Regions from separate parts of the Homo sapiens genome. Here region 1 is linked to region 2. A link is a loop called in an ENCODE intact Hi-C map of the cell type or tissue named here. Cell type or tissue: mammary epithelial cell. All regions are shown on one strand. Each heading gives the region's core, and the rest is flanking DNA. Links, peaks and the distances in the headings are about the cores only. Region 1 holds the start of ARHGEF4 (Rho guanine nucleotide exchange factor 4). Region 2 overlaps ARHGEF4 (Rho guanine nucleotide exchange factor 4).

The links. Hi-C counts contacts between places; a loop is a spot of excess contacts. Peaks named below come from ENCODE experiments on the same cell type or tissue, not always from the same donor. Only the 100,000 strongest peaks of a DNase experiment are listed, where the experiment ranks them.
Region 1: it touches region 2 in a loop (11-fold over the local background); 1 of 110 quality-filtered maps calls a loop at or near these places.

What each region holds. Positions count from the first base shown.
Region 1 is chr2:130,834,052-130,839,417 of GRCh38, forward strand. It overlaps ARHGEF4 (Rho guanine nucleotide exchange factor 4), which reads left to right and starts at 2,863. Exons shown (of 14, transcript NM_001367493.1): 1 at 2,863-2,941. The coding sequence starts at 2,903. ARHGEF4-AS1 (ARHGEF4 antisense RNA 1) reads right to left here and starts at 2,943. Exons shown (of 2, transcript NR_186036.1): 1 at 2,259-2,943. In mammary epithelial cell, for the core only: no CTCF peak of the experiment used is centred there; a DNase peak (open chromatin) is centred at 2,890; H3K4me3 peaks cover 1,899 bases; H3K27ac peaks cover 870 bases.
Region 2 is chr2:130,917,768-130,923,133 of GRCh38, forward strand. All of the region lies in intron 2 of ARHGEF4 (Rho guanine nucleotide exchange factor 4), which reads left to right. Among named protein-coding and RNA genes, the nearest start is that of ARHGEF4-AS1, 83 kb to the left of the region's middle. In mammary epithelial cell, for the core only: a CTCF peak has its summit at 2,853 (motif pointing left); a DNase peak (open chromatin) is centred at 2,824.

The DNA of each region.
Region 1 (5,366 bases), core at 149-5,148, 84 kb before region 2:
TCAAAAAAAAAAAAAAAAAAGATTCTGTTTCCAACGTGTCCCTGATTTCTGTCCCCCACCTATGACAGCTGTACAAGCAGGCCGGCTTCCCACCAGGCTAGCTGAAGGCTCATGCCCTCCTCACAACGGCTCCCCTGACTCACCAGCAGTCAGACAGCAACACGTGGGTGGTCCTGGACTTTACATCTTTGGAGCTGGTCAAGGACCAGGGACGCAGGGATCGTCGGCAGAGATTACAGGAGGCCAGAGTCTAGGAGCAAAGCTGCAGGGAGAGGCACCAGCCCCAGCCTCCCTAGTGGGCAGTCTGTCTGGTGAGCTCTGGCTGCTGCCGCTGCCGTAGCCGGCTGGCTGCCTGTTTCCCAGGTCAGCACACCTCCCCCTGCCTATGCCTTACTCCATATTCTTGCAAAAATCCCTTTCCTGCTAGAGTAGCCAGGGGAAGTTTCTGTCTTTTGTGACTCAGGCCCCAGCTGGTAGTGTAGGTCTGTCTATATGTAAGCCTGTGGTCTCTGGGCCAGAGAAGTAAAGCAAGTGGCCCAGGCTGCCCAGCGAGGAAAGCACAAGCCCCTGTAAGTTCCATCGGTCCACCCCGTGCCCACGCTCTCTCTGCCACTTGGAATCTGCTGCGATGTTTTCTGTCCTACCACTCACTTCACTCCCCTATGCTGCTGAACCTGTTTAATTGCCATATGTGACAGACAGGAAGTCGGGGTCATATTTAAACATGGGACGCTCCACTGACTAGAAACTCTATTGTACAAATCCTTCAGCGACTCAAACAGGCCTGCCTTTCTTATTTTTAATAACGGCAAAAGAGAGAGCACACCACAGTGCAGTCAAGTCCTCCTAAAACCATGTTCACCAGAAGGAAAAGACAGACATAAACTACCTTTGATTTATTTCCCCTCGAGCATTGGATGTCACTTCTCTAGGGAGGCTGCGCTGTGGCAGGGATCTGGGCGTGCGGGGACACAGCAGGTGCCTGATGAATGGAGCCATCATGACGGTTATGCTCCAACCTGGGGTCTGATCCTCTGCTAGACGGCGAGCCTGGCCCAGGCCCCATAGCCTGAACCAGGGGTTCTCTAAGTGTGGTCCCAGGGCCAGCAGCTTCAGGGTCACTTGGAAACATGTTAAAATGCAAATTCCCAGGCCCCACCCCAGATCCTGTGAGAGGGGGGCAGCGGTGAGGGGCAGCAGCCTAAGCTCTATGGTGTCCTCCACGTGGTTCTGACTCAGGTCTGAGAACCCAGGTCCAGGGCTGTCCACTGGTCAGAGGAGTCCAGACAACAATGGAACCTGTGGCCAGGGGTTGTGTATTTTCACTGGACCTCCCCCCTCGCCAGGGGATTAGCACTTTAAGCCTTCAGAGAAGAGCGAATTAACTTTTGCTAAGCACCTGTGAGGTTTAATTTCTCACGTACTCTCCATGGCAACCCCACCAGGCGGTCATTCCTCTCGAATGTTAAAGATACGTGTTTAGAGCAGATGATCATGATTACACAACTGGTGTGCAGCACAGCCAGGTGCCCAGATCCGAATCCCACACCCTCCTCCCACCACCATGGGCCTCAGGGACATGCTTCTAGCACAGTCATGGACCCTGAGTGACATAAAGGCTGTGACAGGGGACGCAGGATCTTCAGATGGCCCCACAGTGCCTCCTCTGAGTATCTATCTCCCAAGCTTCTCGCCTGGCCTGGTTGCTGTGAGGGCCTGGGGAGAGGCAGAGACAGGTTGGGTGTACGGAAAATGCACACTCTGCCAGGCACCCCTGACACGCACTGCTGACCAGGCATAGCGTTCAGTGGGGCTAGGACTTGGACGAGGGTGCAGGCTTGAGCAGGGGTGCAAAAAGCCAGTCTGGGCAGATGCTCTCCCTCTGTGGGGCGCCGATCTCAGAAATGGTGGACAGAGCAGGGCTGCAGTATGGTGCACATGGGCCTTGGGGTCTTAGCTTTCGTGGGCCTCTTCCTGCATAAAATAAAATAGTTAAAATTAGAGTTTACAACTGCATTCATATAAAGATGAATATACTCCAGGCTAGATTCATTATTATTTTATTATACTCAGTTTTTTTCTTCTGATTTAAAATAGTGCGGTCCTAGGGCTGGTTAGAGTGTTTCCTGGCAGGCCCTGTCTCCTTAAACCCCTGCAAAGAAAGCAGCGAGGACTTCCCTTTGCCCCTTAGCAGAAAGCTGCGCTCCTTAATGGTTACGGGTGTGACCATTCACTTACATCCTATCTGCAGGACATACCTGGAAAGGTAAGTGGGAGGCAAGAGGGAGCTGGAGGCCAAGACTTCGGTCCCAGATATCCTAGTCCACATTTGTCCCCACCAGGTGTGTGAGTGCCGGCGCGCTGCACAGCCTCCCTGGGCCTCCGTTTCCTCAACTGGTAAACAAGAACGCTGGGCGGACTGAACTCTGAAAGTTCTGGGAGCTTGACAATCAGAACTCTCAGCAGAGAGGCCGCCCCTGCTCTCAGGAGGGCGGAGGCACCTGAGTCTCCAGTGCGGAGGACAGGCCGAAGCGCTGCGTTGGAGATGTGCAAATGCGCAAGAAGCGTGCTGCTTTCTCTCTGAGAAAACACTCCTAGGCTTCAAGGGGGCCCAAGAGCTCGACTGGGCGGGATGATCCCGGCGGCCCCTGGGCCGGGTCTGTGGACGGCTCTGCTGTGTGCCTGTGCGTGCCCAGTCCCGCGGGTGACCAAAGCCCAGGGGCGGGCAGGGCAGGAGCCTGGACCTCACGTGCCTCCAGTGGCCAGGTTTGCGGGGGCGGAGCGTCCGGGCGAGGGCGCGGGGGCGGACCCTAGGGCGGGGCGCGGGGTGGCGTCGGTGGAGCCGGCTCGGCGGCGCGGCTCGTAGTGCTGCGGCCGGGCTCCGGGCGTCCCGGCGGCCACCATGCTCAGCGTCGTGCACTTCCTCCGGAGCTTCTTCAAGGTGAGAGCCGGCGTCCGGGACTTGCGGTCGGGCTCCCGGCGCCCTGCGCGGGTGGGGAGGAGCACAGCCCGCGCTGGCTGCTGCGCCCCGGGCCGTCCCCTGGGCACCCGGTGGGTGGGGACACCCTCGTGGCTCCCCGCCGCTCCCAACTTTCCGACGTGCAGACCGGAGGCGGCGTCCTGCAAAGTGGGGCCGTCTCGAGCGCGGGGAAGGACGGGGCTCCGTTGGGGGCGGTAGGGACGGCGGCCCGGGGCGAGCCCCTGAGAGGGCAAGGGCGAGCGCCTGAGCCGGCCTCCCCGCACCTGGACCGTCCTGGGCGCGCGGGGCACTCGGAGCCGCTGCCTGGACCGGCCTGGGCGCGCAGGGCACTCGGAGCCTCTGCCGCTTGGCGCAGTACCAGCTGTTTTGGGAAGGAGGGCTGGTGCCGGCCCGGTGGGTACGGGAGAAGTGGTTGCTGTTGTTATTCCCCAGGCTGAGAGTACGCGAGGGCGCAGCAGCGGCAAGGGGCTGGAACTGGGGTCGGGGCTGTTGGGCTCCTGCTCGGGGTGCCCCCTCTCTGGCCCGATTTCCGGGCCCGCTCACCATCCGGGACCCACTCAGTTGGGACGCCTCCACCTCGCTGCCCCCACAGGAACCCCAAGATGGGCCGGGGGCTCCGGGGCACTGTCAGGGGTGGCCGGCCACAGGTTGCCAAGCCCGACCTCCCCAGGTGAGCCAGCGGGAGGGCGGTTGCGACGCTGGGTGGTGCTGAGCTCCGATGGGCTCCTACTCCGGGAGCAACTGCATGAAAGGAGAGGCGGGGAAGAGCCACCAGCTGTCAGCTGCAGGTCCAGGGGGAGGCAGACCTGTGTGGGGCTGTCGGGGCGGGAGGGCGGGAGGGCGCCCTACTTGGCTGTGCAGCCATCTTCTCCCGGAGTTGAAGACGGGAGGTTGAGGTCGGAGTTCTGTGGCCCTGAGAGCTCTAGTGAAAGGGGCAGGAAGCCAGGTGACCCAGGGCAGACCTGCAGGAGCCCTGCCCTCAGCCTATCCGCTGGCCTGGCATCAGCTCCCACCCCCAGCGATAACGAAGTGATCGCTGGCATCAAGAGTGGAGAGGGCCGGACAGCCGGGAAGGCAGCCTTTCAGGAACCTGTGCTGGTGAGTGTAGGAGATGGCTTGGAAGAGCTCAGACCCCCTTCAAATGCCGACTCTGTCATTGAGGAGGTGTACAATCTTGGGACAATCACATAACCACCTGGGTCTTTGTTTTGAAAAATGTGGGTGATGTTTCCATGCCCTCCACACCTTTCAGGGTTAGTGTGAAGGTCTTATTAGAAAATGTGAGTGTGGCCCGGCGCGGTGGCTCATGCCTGTAATCTCAGCACTTTGGGAGGCCGAGTGGGGGGGGCGGATCGCCTGAGGTCACGAGTTCGAGACCAGCCTGGCCAACATGTCAAAACCCCGTCTCTACTAAAAATACAAAAATCAGCCGGGCGCGGTAGTGGGCGCCTGTAATCCCAGCTACTTGGGAGTCTGAGGCAGGAGAATTGCTTGAACCCGGGAGACAGAGGTTGCAGTGAGCCAAGATAGCACCACTGCACTCCAGCATGGGTGATAGAGCGAGACTCCGTCTCAAAAAAAAGAAAAAGAAAAGAAGGAAGGAAGGAAGGAAAGGAAGGAAGGAAGGAGGGAGGGAAGGAAGGAAAGAAACGTGAGTGTGTTTATGAAGTGGTGAGCCCTGGACCTTGGTTCTGCTGCACCCACAGCAAGGGTGGCAAGGAGTTGCCCAGGTGAGGGGAAGATGGCCGGACAGAATCCAAGATGCCTGGGCAGAATCTGAGTCACCCAGCTGGCCCCAGAAGCTCCAGGAGCAGGTGGAGTGTGGCTGGAGGAGAGACCACTGGACATCTCTGGGCAGCCACCTTGCCTGCTGCTGCCTGGGAGGCTCCTGGGATTTGGCCTTTGTGAAAGTATTCCTGACACACACGGTCCTCCAGTTCCCCATCTATTCAGAGAGGCCTTTCCATACTTTCTGCCTCAGGTCCCTGTAGGTCCTGAGACACCTGAGGCCTCCCCATGCACACCACAGGAAGCATCACCTGTGCCCCTCAGAGGGTCTCCTTTCTGCTGTCCACATGGGAGGGGCTCTGACTGCCACAGCAGTCCACTTCTGGCTGTGTGAGTGTGTCTTGCCGAGCCACCGACAACGTAGTTCATACTTGTTCCTCTCAGACACTGGTCGTAAGGAATACCCCGTGAGGACACAGGTTGTGGGGTGGGCAGAGGAGCTACGTGCTTCAGTCACCGCCTGGTGCCTCCTGGTGTCCCCAGGGATTGGTCCTATGAGGTACCCCTGATGATGGGTGCTGGACTGGGCCAGAAAAGGCCACTTCATTCTGGGAACCTCAGATTGTCTGGGTCTCCCAGTCAGACTCTGTTAGCCAAG
Region 2 (5,366 bases), core at 310-5,309:
AACTGCCTGCTCCCTGGGCACTGCCCATTTTCTTTTCTTTTCTTTTTCTTTTTTTCTTTTTTTTTTTTTTTTTGAGACGGAGTCTCGCTCTGTCGCCCAGGCTGGAGTGCAGTCGCTCCATCTCGGCTCACCGCAACCTCTGCCTCCCGGATTCAGGCAATTCTCTGCCTCAGCCTCACGAGTAGATTGGATTACAGGCACCCGCCACCACGCCTGGCTAATTTTTGTTATTTTAGTAGAGACGGGGTTTCACCATGTTGGCCAGGCTGGTCTTGAACTCCTGACCTCGTGATCCACCCGCCTCGGCCGGCACTGCCCATTTTCTATTGAACGGTCTGTGCAGGCTTTTGTGTTAAACCTAGTTCTTCTCCACTGTGGCATTTAAAAAAATTCCTCATGTTGTCTTCTAGTACTTTAATGGCTTCTACTTTATCGTATTTAGAATTTGATCCAGCTGGACTTACTTCGTATAAAGAGACAGGAAATGTTGGTGCTTCTGAAATGTTTAGTGCAGTAAGATGGTCTCTCCCACAAAGTGACCGCTTCTGTCCAGGATAGGTTAGCAGGGTCAGGCACAGAACGGAGCAGAGAAGGGTTGGATTTCTCATCCCAGCTGCCCTTGGAAGGAGAGAGCTTTTCTGGAAATTGCAGAGCGTGCCCTGGAGACTGCGAAAAGTAAAAAGTAAGGCTCCCTCAGCTTCTTTAGACCAAGCGATGCCGAGTCTTCCGCGCGCCCAGAGCCGGGGAGCGCAGGCCACAGCCACCCCACGCGGTGGCCTCTCGGGCGCTCCCCTCCGCCTGCAGGCAGATGTCAGCCACACCTGGGCTCACGGGCTGCGCAGCTGGGAGGGCGGCAGATAAGGTGCTGGCAGAGCGCCTCCAGGCCAGGTGGGCTGCTAAGAGGGGCGGAGCTGGGCGAGAAGGGGTTTCCCAGCAGAGCATCCCACAAGGCCGAGTGGACAGCATACATTGAAATAGGATCACTACCAGCAGGAAATGGCTTCACCTCCTCAGTCTGTTTGTGTATCTCTACGCAGTTAAACACTAAAGGTTTTTTGTTGTTTTGGGGGGAGGGTTACTTTTTTTCGTTACTGTTACTACTGAAGTTTAAAAACAAAGCCAAACAATACAGATGTAGAAAGGAAAAGGCCTCTCCCCAAAACCGTCTAATCCCACTCCATGCAAGGAAACACTGCCCTATACTAAGGTGTCTCATCTTTCATTGTGTTCTCACACAGGGCTTATGGGGCAGTTTGGGGAGAGGGAATTACACCGCGGGGTCAGACATACACATTGCTCTGCATCTTTCTTGCTTGCTTAATACAGCAGGTAAAGCCCTCCAGCGCCTCATGTTCATGGCTCTGTTTAGAAGTTCCATAATAGTTCAGAGTATGGCCATGCTGTATTTCCTTTCACGGTTCTTCTACTGATTGGCATTGAGGTAATCTCTAGTTTGGGGTCTTTATAAATAACGCTTCAGCAGCACCCTTGAGCATGCGTCCTTAGATATCGATGCTTTTATTTATGTCTGTTGGATATAAAAGTGGGATTGCACAAAGGGCAGGGGTATTTTAATAGCTTTCAGATTACTTCTGAAATGATTGGCAATCAACACTCAACAGCAGTATCTGAGTGCCCATTTCCTCACACCCCTCCAACTTAGTTGCTTATTGCCCTTTTGTGTTTCTGATCACCTGAAAATACATAGAGAACTTGATTTACAAGTAAAAAGACATTTTAGTGTTAGGCAACTCAGAGTTAAATCAAGTAGTCAAAAAAAGATTTTACAGTATTTGAATTAACAAGCCTGATTTAATAGTGATATAGGCCATGCGTGGTGGTTCACACCTGTAATCCCAGCACTTTGGGAGGCCGAAGCGGGCGGATCACCTGAGGTCAGAAGTTCGAGACCAGCCTGGCCAACATGGTGAAACCCCGTCTCTACTAAAAATATAAAAATTAGCTGGGCCTGGTGGTGGGCGCCTGTAATCCCAGCTACTTGGGAGGCTGAGGCAGGAGAATCACTTGAATCCGGGAGGCAAAGGTTGCAGTGAGCCAAGATCACACCACTGCACTCCAACCTGGGCGACAGAGTGAGACTCCCTCTCAAAAAAAAAAAAAGTGATATATACATATCTGTCTCTATGTGTCTGTGTATACACACACATGCACACACATACATGGTGCAGAAGCACATACTGGAAGGCAGATATTCCTGGAAGTGGTCCCTGTGCTCACGTTGTGCATGGGATGGAGCAGGTGCTTTGGGCCTCAGGCACACACCTGGACAGCCTGCTTGGTTTGTTGGGGTTTTTTTTTGTGTGTGTGTCTTTCTGTTTGTTTTTTGTTTATTTTGTTTGATTCAGCGTCTTGCTCTGTCTCCCAGACTGGAATGTGGTGGCGAGATCACGGTTCACTGCAGCCTGGATCTCCCAGGCTCAAGCAATCCTCTTGCCTCAGCCTCCCAAGTTGCTGAGCCCCCAGGCATGCGCCACCACACCCAGATAATTTTTTAATTTTTTGTAGTGACAGAGTCTCACCTTGTTGCCCCAGTTGGAGTCTGCATGGGTTTTAACAAATAGTAAGTGAGATGATGATTATAAAGTATACAGCAAAGGGCCAGGCATGAAGCGGGTGCCAGATAAATGTGAGTTCGTATTCCTCTTTATGTTTCATTCCTTACTGGAGAAGAGGAAGGCCTAGTACACTGCGCCATCAGACCACAGACAGGAGAACAGCAGGTACATAGGGAACGGGAAGGGAAGCAAAGCTCAGAAAGGTTCCCTCTGTCTGGTAGAACCCTGGATGGTGCTGGAATGTGAAACTCCCCTTGGAGAAATGACTGCGCCATCTTGTGGGCATTCCTGGGAGAGCAGGCTCTGATGGTGAGAGTAATTTGCAAGGAATTCAGTCAGTTATTCCCACTTCGTATTAAGGAGCAGCAGTTCTCTTATCCCAATCTTTTAAAACAACCATTCTTAATATTTTGTTGTTTACTTCTAGATTTCTTCCACAGACAAGTTTTATATATGTAACATAGCTGTGATAATATCGTGTATAGAGATCTTAATTTTCTGTGACTTTACATCCTGCAGTTTCTTTAAAGCTTTTCAAAGTCAAGAAATAGAGAAGACTTACAGAACAGCATAATACATAAATGTGTAGACATATATTGTCAACAGACACTGGATGACCTCCACCAGGTCATGAAACACCACATCCCCCACCCTGCCCCCTTCCTGCCACCTCCCTTCCTCCTCCCTGCCCTACCCACTATGCCCCATCTCATGGTGTTCACTTGCATTTCATTATCGTGTTACTACTTTATTACTATGGGTGTGGGGGTGGCCTGTTTTGAGGTTTATATAAACAAAATCTTACACATTGCTTTAAACTTTACTCAGTCTATTTTGTGTCTGCCTTCCCCTGCTCTAATTAAGAATCATCCTGTGGACTGGGTGCGGTGGCTCACGCCTGTAATCCTAGCACTTTGGGAGGCAGGGGCGGGCGGATCACGAGGTCAGGAGATCTCTCATCAGCATGTTGAATTGCTCCGAATCATCATAACACATTGTATTTCTCAGTGAGCTGCTGATGGACTTGGGGGTTGTGCCCGTTTGGGGCTGCTGTGAACATTTGGGTCAGGGGCCTACTGCACGTGCATGTATATTTCTGTGGGTTGCATTTTAGGGGTGTCCTTGGGGGATGCATATCTTTAGTCATACTAAATACTGTCAAATTATTTTTCCAAAGTGATTGCATCAAATTACACTCTCTCATTAGGAGTATCCTTTGCTCTCTGTTCTCATTCACATTTGGTTGATACTGTCAGCCTTTTTAATTTTAGCCATTCTGCTAGGTGTGTAGCAGTATCTCACTGTGATTTTAGTTTTCATTTTCCTGATGTCTGAAGAGGCTAAGGAACTTTTGTTTTTGTTTTTTGAGACCAAGTCCCCCTCTGTCACCCAGGCTGGAGTGCAGTGGTGCGATCTCAGCTCACTGCAACCTCTGCCTCCTGGGTTCAAGCAATTCTCCTGCCTCAGCCTCCCAAGTAGCTGGGACTATAGGCGCCTGCCACCACGCTCAGCTGATTTTTGTATTTTTAATAGAGATGGGGTTTCACCATGTTGGCCAGGCTGGTCTCAAACTCCTGAGGTCAAGTAATCCACCTGCCTTGGCCTCCCAAAGTGCTGGGATTACAGGCATGAGCCACTGCACCTGGCCTAAGGAACTTTTTATGTGCTTTTCAACACTCTGGATACCCTTGTCAAACTAAAATAATCAAAAAGGTCAGAATCTAGTTTAAAAAGAGTTTATTCAGGCCGGGCGCAGTGGCTCAAGCCTGTAATCTCAGCACTTTGGGAGGCCGAGGCAGCAGGATCACCTGAGGTTAGGGGTTCGAGACCAGCCTGACCAACATGGAGAAACCCTGTCTCTACTAAAAACCACAAAAATTAGCCGGGCATGGTGGCGCATGCATATAATCGCAGCTAGTTGGGAGGCTGAGGCAGGAGAATCGCTTGAACCCAGGAGGTGGAGGTTGCGGCGAGCCGAGATTGCACCGTTGCACTCCAGCCTGGGCAACAAGAGTGAAACTCTGTCTCAAAAAAAAAAAAAGAGTTTATTCAGCACAGAAGTCGAGGACTGCAGCCTGGGACACACTTCCAAGTTGCCTTGGAGAGTGCTCCAGAGAACAAAAGAGAGGCTCAAATTTTTTAAAGAAAAAAAGGAGGAATCAGGAGAGGGAGTGAGTACAAATGTTGTTTATCAGGAATTCTCATTGGTTTATGGAAGTAACACCGGTTGGTGATTGGCTATACCTTGTTGAGCTATAAGGTATGTGGCATTTTATGACTCCTCAGAGTGAGTTAGTCTAGAGTCCGCATAGCAAGTGGCTCCAAGAGGTAGCTATTTAGCTGAGGGGGAGTGAGATATTATGTCTTAAATGCCTTTTGGGTTTGGGCCTGATAATTTAAAGGGCTCACATTCCTCAGATTTTTTTTTTTCACTCTCTTGTGGGACATGTCTCTCCTAGTCTGTCATCCATTTGTTTTGGGGTTGTCTTTCTCTTACTGATTCTTGATAGAATTGCATTGTGGGTAAATGTGCCACAGATATTTCCTATTTTGTGTGGCTTGTCTTTTCCCTCTTTAATGATATATATATATATATATTTTGTTTGAGATGGAGTCTTGCTCCGTCACCCAGGCTGGAGTGCAGTGGCACAATCTTGGCTCAGTGCAACTTCCGCTTCCCGGGTTCAAGCAATTCTCCTGCCTCAGCCTCCCAAGTAGCTGGGACTACAGGCGCGAGCCACAACACCCAGCTAATTTTTGTATTTTTAGTAGAGATGGGTTTCGCCATAT